Linked DNA regions of Homo sapiens: region 2 is linked to region 1. A link is an interaction called in ENCODE POLR2A ChIA-PET data of the cell type or tissue named here. Cell type or tissue: Caco-2. All regions are shown on one strand. Each heading gives the region's core, and the rest is flanking DNA. Links, peaks and the distances in the headings are about the cores only.

Region 1 (6,425 bases), core at 1,163-5,162:
TCTGATTTCCTTCTTTTTTATTTTTAATTCATTTATTTAAATATTTTTATTATGGAAAACTTTAAACATATACAAAAGTAAACAGAATACTATAAGGAACCCCTTTGTGTACCTATCAATAATTATTAACTCATGGTCACTCCTGTTTTTTGTCTTTGTTTTTTTGAGACAGGGTCTCACTCTGTCGCCCAGATTGGAGCACAGTGGTATGATCTCGGCTCACTGCAGTCTCCACCTCCTGGGCTCAAGAGATCCTCCCACCTCAGCTTCCTGAGTAGCTGGGACTACAGGCCTGTGCCACCATGTGTAGCTAATTTTTTTGTATGTTTTTGTAGAGATGAGGTTTCACCATGTTGCCCAGTCTGGTCTCAAACTCCTGGGCTCAAGAGATCTGCCTGCCTCAGCCTCCCAAAGTGCTGGGATTACTGGGGTGAGCCACCACATCCGGCCTGTTTCTTCTTTATATCCACTTCCTCCCCTTTCTCTCCACCTGTGTGATTTTGAAGCAAACCCAAGACATCTCATTTCATCTGTAAACTATTTCAATAGATTAAACCTCTTTTAAAAATGAAATATCACCATAATGCCATTCTTATACCTAAAAATGTTAAAACCAAGTCGTTAGTGTCATCAAATGTCAAGTCAATGTTCAAATTTCCATCGTCTCATAAATGTCTTTTGCTTTTTACTGTTTAATTTAGGATCCAAATTATGGTACTACAGGTTCACATTATGATCATTGATGTTCCTTTTCATATCTTTTAAACTGTAGTTCCCTTCCATCTCTCTCTCTTTAAATTCTCCTTGCAATTTATTTGTCGAAGAAACTAGATCGTTTTTTAAGTGCTGTGTCTGAGAGTCTGGATTTTGCTGACTGCAACCCTTTGGTGTGGTTTAACATTCTCCTTTCTCCTGTTTACTGGAAATTTGTTTTTGGCTCTAGAGGCTTGACTGGATTCAGGTTTGATATTTTTCCCTTTTGGGGAGAACAGGGTTCCACGTTGGTGTAGTTTGTCTTCCCCCCACTCCTTGCCCACCAACTTGAGCCACACTGGCCTCTGTCCTGCTTTCCCTACAAACTAGTTCCGGCCTCAGGACCTTTGCAGGAGCTGTTTCCTCTGCCTGTAACCCTTGCCTCCATCTTTGCATGAGCAGCTGCTTCATTTCATTCAGCTCTTAACCTCAATGTCACTCCTCAGAATGGGTCCTGCAGGACCTCTCTATCTGCTTCACAGCAATGCTCACCCCTAGGCACTTTATGGAATTGTGAATTGTTGGCTTGTTTACTGTCTGCCTCCCATGAGCTAGAGCATCAGTCCCGGGGAGCAAGAGCTTAATTTTTCATGGTCACTACTGTACCCCTAGCACCTAGAATACCATCTAGGCTATGGTCAGTGCTCAACAAATGTTTGCCGAATGAGATGCCTCCGTGTTGGTGAGAGGCTGCCTCTCAGTAACATCACTCTCTTGTGTGCTCAGGCAACCAAAGGAGGTACTGTCAAAGCTGCTTCAGGATTCAATGCCATGGAAGATGCCCAGACCCTGAGGAAGGCCATGAAAGGGCTCGGTATGTGTCCTGCTGGAAGTGAATCCTCCTGCGTGCATTGCACATCACAGGGTCACACAGGAGGGTGCCATGTCTGCTGGCCATCACGTGGGTCTTCCTTTAATAAAACACAAGGGAGGCTGGGTGTGGGGCTCATGCCTGTCATCTCAGCACTTTGGGAGGCTGAGGTGGGCAGATCACTTGAGGCCACAAGTTCGAGACAAGCCTGGCCAACATGACAAGACCCCATCTAGACTAAAAATAAAAAAATTAGCCAAGCGTGGTGGCACACACCTGTAATCCCAGCTACTTGGGAGGCTGAGGCAGGAGAATCACTTGAACCCAGGAGGTGGAGGTTGCAGTGAGCTGAGATCTCGCCATGGCACTCCAGCCTGGGAGACAGAGTGAGACTCCATCTCAAAAAAGAAAGAAAGAGGCTGGGCACGGTGGCTCACGCCTGTAATCCCAGCACTTTGGGAGGCTGAGGCGGGTGGATCACGAGGTCAGGAGATCGAGACCATCCTGGCTAACACGGTGAAACCCCGTCTCTACTAAAAATACAAAAAAATTAGCTGGGCGTGGTGGCGGGCGCCTGTAGTCCCAGCTACTCAGGAGGCTGAGGCAGGAGAATGGCGTGAACCCGGGAGGTGGAGCTTGCAGTGAGCTGAGATTGCACCACTGCACTCCAGGCTGGGCGACAGAGCGAGACTCCATCTCAAAAAAAAAAAAAAAAAGAAAGAGGGAAAGAAGGGAAGAAGGAAGGAAAGAAGGAGGAGAGGGAGGGAGGGAGGGAAAGAAAACACATGGAACAAGTTGAGATAAGTTGGGACAAACTGGATGGGGAGGGGCATTAGTTCTTCACTTTAATAAAGAATGATAAATTTAATATACTCATTATGGATTTCCCCTATTGTTTAAACCTGCTTTGAATTACGACATCATGAATCTGCATATTAAATTTTAGAAATGTATTTGTTTTCCAATTAGTGCTGGTGTGTATATGGTGCCACAGATTTACAAAGCAGTTTCACAGACATTATCTCATTGGATATATGCAACAACCTGTGATTTAGTGAAAGCAGCTATTCCTATTGTTATTTTAGCCCCATTTTACAGATGTGAAACTGAGACCCAGAGAGGCCGAGTAACTCTCACCAAGTCGCACAGTGAGTGAAACTGAGCCATGGCTCACACTAGGCAGATCCCATCTCAAGCTCGGGGTCATCAGCACTAAGTCCACATTCTTGCCTTGAGTCCGTCTGCTTGTTGCTGTGGTGATAGACACAGCTGTGACAGCACCGACATGCAATGTGTGGAATTTAATGTGAGAAGGCTGGTGAAGCAGCCTTGTTGTCTGGGGTAAATACTAAGGTTTTTGGTGTCATGGCCAAGGAGATTGAGGTTGCAGACAGACACACACACAGTGAGTTTGGAGCAGGAGTTTAATAGGCAAAAGAAAAGAACAGCTCTCCATCACAGAGAGGGGTCCCGAGCGGGTTGCCAAGTGGTAGTAAAATTGTCAGGGTTTTTATAAATGGGCTACTGAGGAGGGGGCTCATGAGCAGAGGAGGTCTTATCCTCCTAGGGTCCAGTGGTTTGGTTGGGACCAGGTGTGCCTTCTATATAGAGCAGAGTTTTTTTAAATCAGCTCTTATCCCATTCTCTGACCACATAGATGGACTCTTATTCTGTGTTTCTTTGTCTTGCTTATCTGGGAGGGAGAGTTTCTGTGTCTGTTCCCACACATCTTCTTGCAGCTGCAGACATCCACCCAAGTCTGTTTTTAGCTCCTCAATCTTACTGCGCCTAAAGGGAAGGAATATGCTTATTAAGACCCACTGTTTTACTGGGGCCCACTGTGTAAATGTGAAGTTTGGTGATTACCCAGGAGACTTCCCCCTCCCTTTCTGTGCTCAAGCCATCTTCTCTGTGTTTTACAGCCTGAACTTTCAGGCTGCTTGTTGTTAGAAGAGAAGTGCTTTTTTTTTGAACTGCATGAGGTTAGAAAGGGAGCTATTTTTGAGCTGCTTTTTGTTAAAAGGAAAGTTTTCTGCTGGGGACTCACTTTACCCTAAATGTCTACCTAAATCATTTCTTTCTGCCTCCTATAACATATTTCCCCCCTCAGGAATGAAATCCATAACTGCTGCTAGGGGAAACTGGGTGACGATTTCTTCTGGCTACTTCCTGCTGGAGAGTGGCGTTGTGTGGGGAACAGCAGCTAGGGCTCCTCCTGGGGTTGATTTAAGGGTCCCTCGTAGGAGGGCAGTTTCATTTTCGGCTCCATTTTCAGCACCATCTGAAGCTTGATGGTTTCTAAGCGAGAAGAGATAAACTTCACAAGGAGGTTTAGAATATAGGTTCTAAATATGAGTATTAAGATTACTATTATTAATGGGGGCACTATAGGCCGTAACCATGACAACAGAGTTTGTTTGATACCTGTGAGCCATTCAGATGGGTTGTGCTGCTGTAAGTGGGTATATGGGGCTTGGCTTTGTTTAGCTTCCTTGGTCTTACTTTCCCAAAAAAGGGAGAAACCCTGGGGTTCTAGTTTACCTGGCAGGATTTGTAGGATAATTGCCCAGAACTAGAACATGTTTCCAGATTTTTCTATTACCGATGCCTTTCTGTTTTCTCTGAGCTGCAGCCAGAGATTCCTGGTTGGTTGACAGGAGTAAGCAGGGTTAGTTTAAAATGTAGGCAAGAACTTAAAAACAACTGATGGGACTACAGGTTAATAACAGATGTATGATAAGTCTTAAAACATAATTTCTCTTTCTCTAGTCCTCATTTTTGTTAAAAATAATCTATGATAGGACTGAGTTGTTTGCAAAACAGACTTCAGTCCTATACTTGGCCTAATTATTTGCATAAAGTACAGCAAGAATAATCATCCTTACATAAGCCTCTTAGATTGGCTTTGATGGAACCTTGTTCCATGAGGAATTTTAGATAGGACTTTTTAAAGCCAAGCCCAGCCATAGGTTTGTACTTTTAAATACCTGTGAGTTGGATAAATTTTTTTCCTTCTTGAGGTTCCAGAAGCATGGGGTTCCTAGGCCTGTTAGAAAGTGACATTCTTTACTCACTGCAGGTCAGGAACCCTGTATGGAGACTGTGTAGACAGATATGAGGCCAGTTTTCCCCAGGGGCTTTTATTGGCTCAGCAAGTTAAGCTTGATTCCTTAAAGGGAAATATACCCTTCTAGTCAAAGCCTTGGTAAAACAACCAGTTTTTCCAATTGTGTTTTGTTGCAAGAGAAAATGGATTCTTGCTGCACTGATTCAAACAACTATATTGTTGTAATTTAAGAATATTTATAACTAGTTTCCAAATTCTACAGGAATTAGGCAGAGAGACATAAACATGCTCCAAACTTTGCCTATAGTAGTACACTTTGCTTAGTTATCAAAGGCTGTAGCTAGCTTAAGACAAGTTTTTTTGACTCTAAAAAATAAAATAAGGATTAGCCGTGTTCTAAGAATAAGTGAAGAATATTGCTTTAGTTTTCTATTAGTTCAGTTCATTCCATTAACTTTTGTTTTGATATTTATAAACATTTTAGCCTTTTATGAGTCCCATACATTTTTTGGTCATGACAAACCTGCATTGGAGAGAACTTGTTAAAGTCCCATGGCTTGATTATGAACCATCTTTTGAAGAGAATTAAAACAAAACAACAATTGTCTGTAAATGACAAAATGTCCAGTTTGGATACAGTCAGAAATACAATTGACAAAGAAATTTGGTTATTTTTGTGTTTTTCAAAAACCCAGCATAACAACCTTAATTGTAATAGCACATATTCAGACACTAGAACCATAGACATCCCATACAGTTTTGGAACACATGTTAATATTATTCCCTAAAGTATAACCTGAAGAGTATTAGACATCATTTTGGCAATTTTATGTACCTCAACATGTTAAATAATACTGTTTACCTCTCTTCTAGATGCTTCAGGGGTCCTCTGCAGCACCCAAAAGCCAGGGGTTAGGAAAGACAGACTTGAGACTAAAGTTTGACTTTGGGAAGCCTGTTAAGTATATTTAAAATTTAAAACACTTGATATTATGAAATAGAATTTTAGATTACCAAAAGTTTTTGTTTTTGCCAAAATGTTGAGCCAGAAATTTGAAAAAGCAAAAACCATTCATTAGCCTTTTCTATTCCATGAAAATCCCGTGTTAAGAGAGAAAGTTAAATTTTACCCTTGCATTAGTTTGCTATTAATGTTAAACTTAATTTTAAATGAAACATTATAGACAATCCTATTTAATTTTAACCAGTTTGACCATGAAGTGAGATTTTCACATACCTGTTATAACCCTTGACAAGTTTTGCTAAAGAGTAGATTAGCATTTTAAGAAAACCTTGCTGTGCTTTTATTTCAGTGATTAATTTACAGAAAAAAACCATATAATGCCCTTTTGCATTTAGTTAATATGTTTACACGCAGTGTTTTTTTTTGCAAGATTTTTACAGTTTTTTTTTACAATTTGCTTAAACCTTCTACTTTAAGACAATTCTTTATTTCTAAGCAAAATATACATTTCCATGCCCTCTTATAATCTTTAAATAAAAACATCTTTTACTGTTTTTACACACTTTCCATGTAATTCCATGTTCAGTAGTTTCAATCACATGTTATAATGGTAACTTTTAGTAATTTTTAACTTTAATGTAAAACCTGTTAGGTTGTTTTAATTATGTGCTGGATGCAGATAATGTTTGACTCCTTTCAGCATAGTTAGGGGCTTGGTTGCTTCCGTATGTTCCCAGGTGCTACCAATTGTGAAGCAGGCACGTTGATAGTTTTTAAAGGCTAAATAAAGAAGTAGTTTTATGGCCAGTCGCAATGGCTCCTGCCTGTAA
Region 2 (6,425 bases), core at 924-4,923, 140 kb before region 1:
TTCCTGAGTACAAAATAATGAACAGATCAGCCACTATAATCTCAAAACTATCACACTTTCTGTATAATTTGTCCCATGCTGCTTTGCATTCCTGTTCAACTTTTAATGTATATTGCTGTCTCAACCAAACACCTCAAAGCCAGAGAACCATCTTCTACTTATCTCCTTGGGCATCCAGTATAATAGTTTACATAGAGTGTGTTCTTAGCAGTACTTAAAGTAAATAATTTACTTTAAATGTGACACAAAACAGAGCTATCTGATTAAGGTGGAAAGATTGATTTGAAGTATCCTAGATGAATTTTGAACTAGGTGTGGAAGATGCTATGGGTAAATAGTCAAAGGGAGTGGGAAAAGAAAGTGCCATTTACTATTGTTACAATAGTGATCATATGACCGATGGAACAGACTCTTTGAGGCAATAAGATGCCAAATTATAAACAAGACCTAAGGCTGTGTCAGGCAAGGGTTAAGTCACACATCCCTACACTTGAAGAGTAAACCATCTTCTAACTGCCACAAGGTTTTTCTTTTTCTCTGGTAGCTAAATAGACACTGGCCTGGAGATAAGCAATATTGAATCAATTGTAGCTCACTGACCACTAGATGCTGACTAACTGTATCCCCCCAACCCCTGTTCCACAAACCATAACTATTTCTTTGATTGGACAAGAGACTGATTTCAGTAACATCCTAGTAAGAGACTACCAACCACAGACTGGTTCTGGCTGGTTTTCAGAGGCTGTGCACTGAGTGTCTTCATGTCCTTTGCTTCACCTAATTGTAATGCATTTAAATGTTAAATCTCCACCCCAAAGAGAACATAGGACATATGTAACATGCATGTTTGCTCACTATGCATGCATGTGCTGCCCCCCGCTTTGTGAATAATCAAAGCTCCTGTAACTTAAGTGTGTATTCTTAGCCAACTCATTTGGCATAAATTTGTGTTCCACTTTTTCCTCCCTCTAAATACCTGCTTTCAGTCTCTGCCAGAGTCTACACTTCCCAGCCTGTCAGGATCACCAGCCTGCAGGCTGCAACCCTTTATAAAAAGTAAAGCTCCCCTCTCCAAATTTATAAACCTTGGGATTCTTCAGTTAACACTATGTATCTTCCATATGCCAGTTATGGAATTTAAAAAATATATATATATTGTTTTATTGTTTTATTTTTATTTTATTTATTTATTTATTTATTTATTTATTTATTTTTTGAGACAGAGTCTCACTCTGTAGCTCAAGTTGTAGTGCAGTGGCGTGATCTCGTCTCACTGCAACCTCTGCCTCCCAGGCTCCAGCGATTCTTGTGCCTCAGCCTCCCGAGTAGCGGGGACTACAGGTGTGTGCCACCATGCCTGGCTAATTTTTTGTATTTTAGTAGAGACAGGGTTTCACCATGTTGCCCAGGGTGGTCTTGAACTCCTGAGCTCAGGCCATCCACCCACCTTGGCCTCCCAAAATGCTGGGATTACAGGCATGAGCCACCACGCCCAGCCACTTTTTAAAAAAAATAATTATATAAAAAATAGAGATGGGGTCTTGCTTTGTTGCCCAGGCTGACCTCAAACTCCTGGACTCAGGTGATCCTCCCACCTCAGCCTCCCAAAGTGCTGAGATTACAGATGTGAGCCACCGTGCCTGACTGATATTATTTTATTTAATCTTCATGGTTGCCTACAAAGTAGACAGTATTATCTATTTTATCAAAGAAAATACTGTTACACTATTATTCCCAATTTTATAGATGAACAATGAAGATTTTGTTAGTAGCAGATGAACATGTATGGTTTGTTAAGTTTGAAGGAAATGATTTGACCTGTGGTACACCTAAATCATGTTACCATAAACCCAGTGTGCTGTATCTTTGAGGAAATCAAAGGAAAGGGGACCACCATTAATTAAAATCCTTAACTGAGTCAAGCACTATGTTGGGTATTTAATCATACCATTTAACCCTCACAATACATCTATGAAGTGTGCATTACTTTTATTGGTGTGGAAACAGAGGCTGAGCAGGATTAGAGTCTGTCAACTATTTCTACAAAACATCTTAAAAAGGGCAGAGCCAAGACTGACCTCAAAACCCACATCATTTTCATTACACCATATGGGCTTTCTATGTTGCCGTCTTTTAGCGAAGTGGAACTTGTTAGAAATGCAAATTTTGGGGCCCCATCCAGACCTACTGAGTAAGAGGGAGGGGCAGAGGCAGCAGTTTCTGTTCACAAACCTTTCAGGTAATTCTAATACACATTCAAGTTTGAGAACCACTGTTTAGCAGAAGCGAACTTGTAAGAACCATGTCCTTTTTAAAAAAATGACAGTTCTTGCCCAGGCATGCTGGCTCATGCCCGTAATCCCAACACTTTGGGAGGCCGAGGCAGGTGGATCACTTGAGGTCAGGACTTCAAGACCAGCCTGGCCAACATGGTGAAACCCCGTCTCTATTAAAAATACAAAAATTAGCCGGGCATGGTGGCATGCACCTGTAATACCAGCTCGGGAGGCTGAGGCATGAGAATCACTTTAACCCAGGAGGCGGAGCTTGCAGTGAGCCGAGAGTGCACCACTGCACTCCATCTGGGGAGACAGAGTAAGACTCAGTCTCAAAAAAAAAAAAAAAAAAAAAAGACGTTTCTTGATTTTTTTAATTTTTAATTTTCTTTCTTTCTTTTCTTTTTTTTTTTTTTTGAGATGGAGTTTTGCTCTGTTACCCAGGCTGGAGTGCAATGGCACAATCTTGGCTCACCGCAACCTCCGCCTCCCAGGTTCAAGCGATTCTCCTGCCTCAGCCTTCCTGAGTAGCAGGGATTACAGGCATGTGCCACCACGCCTAGCTAATTTTGCATTTTTAGTAGAGATGGGGTTTCTCCATGTTGGTCAGGCTGGTCTCGAGCTCTCAACCTCAGGTGATCTGCCCACCTCAGCCTCCCAAAGTGCTGGGATTACAGGTGTGAGCCACCGCGCCCAGCCTAATTTTCTCTTTTAAACTGAGCCTTGTCTTCTTATTTTCCAGTTGATTTTGGTTTTGGATTTTGTTTAAGAAAGTAATTATGTGCTCATTGAAGAAAGTAGATAGAAGAAAATAAAAATCAGCTATAATTCTACCACTCAGCGATAATTGCTATTGACATTTTGATCAATTTCCTTTTAGCATGTTTCCATATATAAGTACCTTTTTTACTATATTAGATCACATTATATATTTATATTTTATTTTTTTCATTCCATAGTTTCCTATTTCATTGTATATTCTCTAAAAATATTCTTTTAGTAGTTGCTTAGTAATCAGTGCTTTACTGTCAAATGTTTTATTTTTAAATGTTACTTTTTATATGATTAGAATGAATATTCTCTTGTATTCTCTTGTGTGCTTCTTTGATTTTCTTTCTTTTTTTTTTTTTTTTTTTTTTTTTTAAGACAGTGTCTCGCCCTACCGCCCAGGCTGGAGTGCAGTGGCACAACCTCAGCTCACTGCAGCCTCGACCTCCTGGGCTCAAGCAATCCTCTCACCTTAGCCTTCTGAGTAGCTGGAACTACAGGCTCACACCACCACGTCTGGCTTTTTATTTTTTTATTTTTTTATTTTTGTAGAGACAGGGTTTCACCATGTTGCCGAGGCTGGTCTTGGACTCCTGAACTCAAGCAATCCACCCGCATCAGCCTCCCAAACTGCTGGGATTAAAGGTGTGAGCCACTGTGCCTGGCCTGATTTTTTTTTTTTTTTTTTTTTTTTTTTTTGAGACGGAGTCTCACTCTGTCTTCCATGCCGGAGTGTAATGGCACAATCTCGGCTGACTGCAGCCACCACCTCCCGGGTTCAAGAGATTCTCCCACCTCAGCCTCTTGAATAGCTGGGATTACAAGCACCCGCCATCATGCCCGGCTAATTTTTGTATTTTTTGTAGACACAGGGTTTCACCATGTTGGCCAGGCTGGTCTTGAACTCCTGACCTCAGGTGATCCACTCACCTCAGCCTCCCAAAGTGCTGGGATTACAGGCATGAGCCACCGTGCTTGGCCCCATGATTTTCTTTCTAAGGCTACGTTGTTATAAATGGAATAATTAGGTCAAAAGGTATGAATGTTTTTACAGCTAGAGAGCCAAAGTACCCTCCAGGAGATTGATATTGATTTGTTCTCCATTCACTGATCCAGTAAACAAATATTTATTAAGCACCATGTGCTAGACTTTAGAAAGTTTATTACAATAAACAAAATAGTTACACTCCTTGCCTTCAAGGAGCTTTTGGTGGTTTTTGTATCCTTTTTTTTTTCTTTGAGACAGGGTCTTGCTCTGTCACCCAGGCTGGAGTGCAGTGGCATGATCATAACCTGAGGCTTTCAAGGGATCCACCCACCTCAGCTTCCTGTATAACTGGTGCACAGCACCACAGCCAGCTAATTATTTCTTAATTTTTTGTAGAGACAGGGTGTTTCTATGTTGCCTAGTCTGATCTTGAACTCCTGGCCTCAAGCAATCCTCCTCCCTCGGCCTCCCAAAGGCTTGGGATTACAGGCATAGCCACTGTGCCCAGCTAGAGCTTTTGATCTTAAAAGAAGGCATTAAATCCTAAGTATTTCCATACCCTTGCCAGCACTGAGTTTGTGCAGTTTAAAAAGAAATCGATTTCATTTTGTTAGGTAGGAATGGTGTTTTTTGTTGTCATTGTTTAAATTAGTGAGGCTGAACAATTTTTCTTGTTCATTTATTTATTCATCAGTTGTTTATTAAGAATCTGTTATATACCAAAACAATGCTAGGCACTGGAAATATGATAAAGAAGATGGACATGTGTTTTCCTTCACAGAGTTTATAATGTAGTAATTATTGGTTGTGTATATTTCTTCATTTCTAAATTGTATCCTCTTCCATTTTTCCATTGGAGCATTTATTTTTAAGAATTGATTTGAGAGTGTTCCTTTATTCAATCAGTATGTAGTGAACTACCATGTACTAAACAATATGGTGCAAAACAAACAGATGAGGAAAAGAACAGGTGAGGATGTTAGCCAGGCATGGTTCCATGTGCCTAGAGTCCTACCCACTTGGGAGAATGAGGCGAGAGGATTGCTTCAGCCCAGGAACTTGAGGTTGCAGTAAACTATGATCACACCACTGCACTCCACCCTAGGGGACAGAGCAAGACGTATTTTTGTTTTCTTAGAGATTTTCATTACCTTGTCTAGTTTCTTTTGATTCTTACTTGCCTTACTGCCAGCTCTTCCTTTTTACCTCAATCTGTATACTTCATATATTACCTGTTTTTTAGTATCCATTTGTCTTGTTGTTGTTGTTGTTGTTTTTGAGACAGAGTCTCGCTCTGTCGCCCAGGCTGGAGTGCAGTGGCGCAATCTCGGCTCACTGCAAGCTCCGCCTCCCGGGTTCACGCCATTCTCCTGCCTCGGCCTCCGGAGTAGCTGGGACTACAGGCTCCCACCACCACGCCCAGCTAATTTTTTGTATTTTTAGTAGAGACAGCGTTTCACCATGTTAGTCAAGATGGTCTCAATCTCCTGACGTCGTGATCCCCCCATCTCGGCCTCCCAAAGTGGTGGGATTACAGGCGTGAGCCACCGCGCCCGGCTTTTTTTTTTTTTTTTTGGGGGGGGGGGGCGGGGAGACAGAGTCTCACTCTGTTGACCAGGCTGGAGTGCAGTGGCGTGATCTCAGCTCATTCCAGCCTCAACTTCCTGGGTTCAAGCAATCCTGCCTCAGCCTCCAAAAGTGCTGGGATTACAGGCGTAAACCCCCATATTCTCGGCCTTTTTATTGAATTTTTATTGCAAACATAAAGTAGTTTTGTTTTTTGTTTTTTAGATGGAGTCTCACTCTATCACCCAGGCTAGAGGGCAGTGGCACAATCTCAGCTCCCTGCAACCTCTGCCTCCCAGGTTCAACAGATTCTCCTGCCTCAGCCTCCCAAGAAGCCGGGACTACAGGCCTATGCCCAGCTAATTTTCTGTATTTTTAGTAGAGACAGGGTTTTGCCATGTTGGCAAGCCTGGCCTCGAACTCCTCACCTCAAATGATCCACTCGCCTCAGACTCTCAAAGTGCTGGGATTACAGGCGTGAGCTACCACGCCCAGCCTCTTCCTCATCTTGAGTGCTGTGTTTTCTTTTTATATGCTGTAGAATCTTCTCATAAACCTATGAGGTGGTTGTAATTTTTTTCTGTTTACTCATCCTTAGATGAGCAGTGTTGCTATGAGTCAATCTTTTTCTTTTAAAGACTTTTAATAGGTTGTTGGGAGAAGCTTAGGGATCTCTAGTCAGATGACTTCTTAAATTAGAACTTAAGACTTTTCATTTTGAAAACCGGTTGTGCTGACTGGAATGGGCACATTAAAGAATTGAACTAAGGCTGGGCGCGGTGGCTCATACCTGTAATCCCAGCACTTTGGGAGGCTGAGGCAGGCAG

What was found. Peaks named below come from ENCODE experiments on the same cell type or tissue, not always from the same donor. Only the 100,000 strongest peaks of a DNase experiment are listed, where the experiment ranks them.
Region 2: POLR2A ChIA-PET joins it to region 1 with 5 read pairs; 5 of 35 experiments call an interaction of 5 or more read pairs at or near these places.

The regions. Positions count from the first base shown.
Region 1 is chr2:69,786,575-69,792,999 of GRCh38, forward strand. ANXA4 (annexin A4) reads left to right here. Exons shown (of 13, transcript NM_001153.5): 3 at 1,480-1,567. SMANTIS (SMARCA4 interacting SWI/SNF chromatin remodeling complex scaffold lncRNA) reads right to left here. Exons shown (of 3, transcript NR_164155.1): 2 at 3,691-3,862; 3 at 2,975-3,352. Among named protein-coding and RNA genes, the nearest start is that of SMANTIS, 9.2 kb to the right of the region's middle. In Caco-2, for the core only: no CTCF peak of the experiment used is centred there; a DNase peak (open chromatin) is centred at 2,807.
Region 2 is chr2:69,646,211-69,652,635 of GRCh38, forward strand. It overlaps a transcript of ANXA4 not described here. Among named protein-coding and RNA genes, the nearest start is that of AAK1, 5.7 kb to the left of the region's middle. In Caco-2, for the core only: no CTCF peak of the experiment used is centred there; no DNase peak of the experiment used is centred there.